2 separate regions of the Homo sapiens genome follow, and region 2 is linked to region 1. Evidence: chromatin contacts called from ENCODE Hi-C or POLR2A ChIA-PET data. All regions are on one chromosome and are shown on one strand. The core of a region is the stretch at or near the end of the contact, and the rest is flanking DNA. Distances in the headings are between cores, read along the strand shown.

Evidence for each region. Hi-C counts contacts between places; a loop is a spot of excess contacts on that map. ChIA-PET counts read pairs that join two places held with the same protein, here RNA polymerase II (POLR2A). Pooled maps may share reads with other maps.
Region 2: a pooled map shows a loop between it and region 1 (1.8-fold over the local background). The contact joins two enhancer-like sites. A Hi-C loop is called at or near these places in 1 of 168 maps with a recorded cell type or tissue (Caco-2) and 1 of 50 pooled maps. POLR2A ChIA-PET finds 5 or more read pairs at or near these places in 7 of 52 experiments (AG04450, BJ, MCF 10A and 4 more).

Annotation. Positions count from the first base shown.
Region 1 is chr15:68,113,219-68,115,918 of GRCh38, forward strand. The region is part of intron 2 of PIAS1 (protein inhibitor of activated STAT 1); the gene reads left to right. Among named protein-coding and RNA genes, the nearest start is that of PIAS1, 60 kb to the left of the region's middle. Within about 2 kb of position 1,298, at least 3 of the 41 ENCODE cell types and tissues checked have a DNase peak (open chromatin) inside an H3K27ac peak, as active enhancers do; they include Panc1, where a contact is called at or near this core.
Region 2 is chr15:68,153,771-68,156,470 of GRCh38, forward strand. The region is part of intron 7 of PIAS1 (protein inhibitor of activated STAT 1); the gene reads left to right. Among named protein-coding and RNA genes, the nearest start is that of CALML4, 50 kb to the right of the region's middle. Within about 2 kb of position 1,266, at least 2 of the 41 ENCODE cell types and tissues checked have a DNase peak (open chromatin) inside an H3K27ac peak, as active enhancers do; they include Panc1, where a contact is called at or near this core.

The sequences.
Region 1 (2,700 bases), core at 48-2,547:
ATATCAATGTATGTATAGGAAAATGCCTAGAAGATTGTATACCAAAATGTTTTTCAGCTGCTGTCAAGTAGTACAATTTTAGATGTTCTTTTAAAACTTGGAATGCTTGCATTAACAACAACAAAAAAAGAAAATGAAAGTTTTGCAAAAGAAAGAAAATCAATATCCCAATTATAGTCTGCTTACTTTTTCTGGTTTTACATTCAAACATTGATCATTAGACTTGGTTCATAGCTGGCTGGCTTGAACTGACCCAGTCCTGTTTCATAACCCTGCTGGACTTAAAACAGCCTAATGGTCTGCCAGCTGTGAGAGAATAGATGAGCCAGATAAAGTGTATTTACCATACTTTTAACTCCTGAGCTGCTTGGGAGTCTTTATAGACTCCTTTGATTAAGTCTACCAGGAGACCAGCTACTAACTCAGTAAACTAATCTGAGGAATAATGTAAAGTTAGAATAACTAGGATAGGTAGAGTTAAACTCCAGAGAAAAAAGGTGATGAAAAGTATAAGGCAAGCTTATTAAGGATGGGCTTATTAGGAACCTGATAAAAGGATGTGATAAAAATGAAATCAAAGGGTTTTACAGTGCTAAAGTTTAATAGTATTACATGTTGGAATTGTTTCCTGTTTCTTAGTATAGGTAATTTCTGTATGAATGGAAAATTCATGTGTAATTTTTGTTGTACTCCAAAGAACTTTAGCCACAATTTATTGTGAAATATTTGCAACCTTGAAAATTCAGAAATCTAGCAATAGGATCTCTCTCTGTCTCTCTCTTGCTCTAGCAAACGACTGCATATATTTCATACACACACACACACACACACACACACACACACTTATATACATGTATAGTATATTGGTTTTGTATAAGGTATAAAAAGCAAATTATTATAAAAACAATACATATGCTCAATGTGAAGAATTTTGTAAATAAAAGTTACAAAGGAGTCAATTTTTGCTGCCTTTTTCAATCTTTCAACGCATAATATGTAAATTTGCTTATTTATGCTCTATACTTCATGTTTATATCTTGTCTTTTTCACTTAATATTTTATGACTGTATTCTCATATCATTAAGTATTCTTTCCTTTAAAAATTCCCATTTAAAGATAGTCAAAGCAATATGAATTTGTTAATGATTTAGTATATGAATTGGAGAAAACATATTTTCTGCAGTCTTCTTTCTTAATGGGAGCTGACAGCCTAATGATGAAACTATATCATTCCAGCTATATTTTAAAAAATTACATAGTTGTCAAGTTTTTGTTTGACTAAGTCAGAGGGTTCATTAAAGATTGTAAGGCTGACATTCGTAGATAGGAACTTTAGTTTCACTTTCCCTAAGACAGCAAGAAATATTCTATAACAGAAAGATGACTATTTTTAGCTTTTCTTTCTGCTGGTGAGGTGGAATAGCAAATATTTTTAGAGCAATTGAAAGTACAGCCTCTTAGATTAGCTCAGTGTTTCTATCATCAGAATCTCAATTATTTTATGTATCTAGATTTTTTTTTTACTTCCAATGTTTTGAGTTTATGTAAATTGCAACATGATTCGTCTTTTTATTTTTGATCTAGTTCGTTTCTCTGTGGAACAATATAAAAGATGAAATTTCTAAAACCTTAACTTTTCTTTCTGCACTTTTTATGTATTTTGAGTTGTAATTATATTCTGCTTATTGTGGGCAGTTCTCTTCTTTCTTGGAGATGAAACTTTGATAATTAATACTTACGGGGAGATGGTGTTACAAATCTTCTCTCATAATAGGCTCTTAATATTCACAAGAGAGATCCCCCATGACCATTGTAAGTACCCTTAATTATGAACACCACTAGAACATTTCATCTTTCCCCAAAACGATGCCATAGGATAAGTGAAAATTTGAGGGACTTCTGTTTTTACCCTTAATGAAGGACATCTTGGTTGCTTCCAGGTTTTGGCAGTATAAATAAAGGTGCTGTAAGCATCCATGTGGAGGGCTTTATGTGGACATATGTTTTCAGCTCCTTTAGGTAAATACTAAGGAGTGTGATTGTGGGACTATATGGTAAGAGTATGTTTAGCTTTGTAAGAAACTGTCAAACTCTCTTCCACAGTACATGGTGCTATACTGTAAATGGTATTTTTTTTATTTCAGTTTCTGATTGTTTGCTGTTATTATATGGAAATACGACTGGTTTTTGTATAGCATCTTCACCTTGCTAAATTCGATTGTTCTAGAAGCGTTTTGTAGATTCTATTGAATTTTCTACATAGGTCATATTTTCTATGAATAGACAGTTTTACTCTTTTCCAGTCTTGATGCATTTTTCTTGCTTTATTGTGCTGGCAAGAACCTTCAGTATAATGTTGAATAGAAATGGTAAGAGTGGATGTCACTGCCTCATTCCTAATTTTTGAGGGAAAACATTGATTCTTTCACGTCTCAGTAAAGTGTTTCCTGTAAATTTTCATAGCTGTCTATTATCGATTTGAAGATGTTTACTTCTATTCCTGGTTTCTGGAGAGTGTTTATTAGGAATGGTTGTTGGGTTTTTGTCAAATGCGTTTTCCTCATCTATTGAGCTGTTAATATGGTGTTTCTTTTTTAGTGCGTTAATATGGTGACTTGATTTTTGAATGGTGAACCAGCCTTGTATTTTTGCAACAAATCTCCCTTAGTTATGATAAATTATTGTTTTTCCATATGGTTG
Region 2 (2,700 bases), core at 16-2,515, 41 kb after region 1:
ATTTTAGAATTTGTTTATTCACTGGAGCCTGTTGTGTAGTTCTTAGAGTAGTTCTGATATCTTTGTCATGAGCTATATTTTATAATCTATATTTTACTAATCTTAAAATTAACTTTGTGAAGTCAGTGCACAAACATGGAAGAATATTATTCTACAACTTCATAAAATCAATGTTTAAGGAATTCTGGGAAATGGGAAGGGCATCTTGGCATAAATTTCAAGAAAGTTATTTTAGATTGGTGGTTTATCCAGGAAAAATGTACAGAATTATATCATGGCCTCACCCCCTGCATTTACAAAGTGAAGAGAGCCAGTGGGGTGGTAGAAATAATAATTCTGCCATTAATCAATTATATGACTGTGGACAAGTAACGCTGCTCCTGAGTTTCATCTTCCTCATCTGTAACAAGAAGTTTATGCCGTCTGATTTCTAATGCTTCTGCGAAGTCTGGGTTCATACGTGTGAATTACTGGATGGTTTGTTTTGATACGTTGAATTTGAGATTCAAGGTCTTCAAATGGGGCTGTGCTGACCTCTGTTTTTAAGGGTTAAGGTCAGAGGGTTTGGCCTTTCCAAAGAGGTGAACTAAGTTCTTCGTTTATTCTTTTATTTGTGAGAGCCGGGGGCTGCGTGGATTTAGGAGTGAGGGCTGGGGACTTAGAAACAAAACTTTTATAGGCAGGTGTTAGATAGCTATCCTTTAAGGACTTTTGATGTGAACTGATTAATGAAGCCCATTATCAGATTTGTACTTAGGAACACTCTGGTGGAAAGAACTAAGATAATAGCAGCTTTCCTTTTGTAGCATAGCTATTACCCCTTTCTGTAACTTATTTCTGTGGCAGAGTAAAAGATCCCACTACCCCTGAATATCAATATACCCTTAATAGTTCATTGAAGAATTTTTCTGTATTAAAATGGTCCTTTAAAAATGCAGCTAATCCTGAATCAATGGGAGCACACTTTGGCTAATGCCTCTGTAGGCATGCATTGACAGATGATGGAGACCTAGAAGGGCAGCACTGATTTGGGATCTGCGGGAGTGGTGGCACCATTTGGCAGGGATAAGAAGATGGTAGGGATCCTGAAAGAAAAGACAGACATCTGCCTTGAAGGAGAGTATAAGATAACTTGTCTTCTATCACAATCTTGCTGAAGTTATTCCTGGTCATTCTACTGAGAATCTTCGTATTTGCCTCACAATACTAGAATCTCAGCCAGTCAGAAAGCAAAGAATTATGTGAGCCTGTATGGAAGAGGGAATACCAAGAAATAAGGCAGATGAAGTTATTTTATTTAATAGTAACAGCAACAACAACAATAAGGCCAACTGTCTTTGCTCAAGCTGTTAACTCTTCTCCGCTTGTAGCTATAGCACCACCTGGAGGGAGAGTGGGAACGTGAGTCTGGAATTGAATTATTTTATTTTCTCCGAGAAACCACTATTAGCTACCATTAAGCAGCAAAAACTGTTTAATTCAAAAGCTATTTCTAGTCTGATATACTGATGGATGTGGAGAATAATTGTACACTGGATGAGATTTTTGTGGAAATTGATACCTTACCTTACTTATTGGCCAGGGAAGCCAATGGAATATTAATTTGGATCCCACCAGTAAGAAATTTGTTGTAATTTACTAAAAAACAGGTTATCTACCTTTACCTGTATGCTGCCTGTAAAAAAAAAAAAAAAAAAAAAAACCAAAAACTTTCCCAACAAATTATGTAATTAAAATTCTGTTTACAATAACTTGACAAAAGGAAATGTCAGGTATTTTAAAAGAGTCAAATCAGTTACAAATATGTTCTTTGTAAGTCATTCTTAATAAAATAAGTACTTCTAGCAAAGTTTTAGTAGTCAAGCCAGACACTCTTATGTTCTTGAAAGAATAAAGTTGGTATTATTTAGACTTTTCACAGAGAACTCCATTCTCTGAATCATTTGATTTAGTAGGATTTTGTCTTGCAGTTTCTGCCTTTGTGTAGAGTTGTCCCCTCACAACTATGAAAAACAGTCTTTTACCAACTCTTAATCAAGTTTCTTTCTCCTCTTCCTTCTCCCTTCAGCAGTTATTTCAAGCCTTAGCCATAATCTAATCAAACACTATCCCCCTCTCTCAGCACTCTGCCAATGCATGAAAATTGGGGCTACAAGACATGAATTACCTAAACCACCCATTTCTTCCTTAATCTCAGTGCCACCATAATTACTTTTTTAGCTTATCTACATTTGTGCCCAGTCCTCGCTTTATTTTGTTCAGTGTCAAGAGGAAATCTCCCTTTCCCTGCTTATTCATTTATTCTTTTCATTCAAGAAATTGTGTTAAGAGTCTACTGTGTTCCAGGAACAGGAGAATATAACATTAAACAAGACACATACCATCTCTGCATCCCCCAGAAGTTTGCAGTCTGGTAAGAAAGACAGGCATTAAATAATTGCACAAGTCATTAATGAGTTAAAGTTTTGACATGTGCCTTGAAGAAGATAGACAGGGAACTCTGTAGAGGTACAATAGGGGAACGTAGTCCTCTCTGATACTGTGATACTTAAGGCAAGATTATAAGTATGAGGAGAAGTTAAGCTCCAAGATGGGAACAGAGTATGCCAGGAGAAAAGGCCAGTGCAGCTGGAATAGAGAGAGCCAAGAAGGGCTGGGTGCAGTGGCTCACCCTTGTAATCCCAGCACATTGGAAGGCCG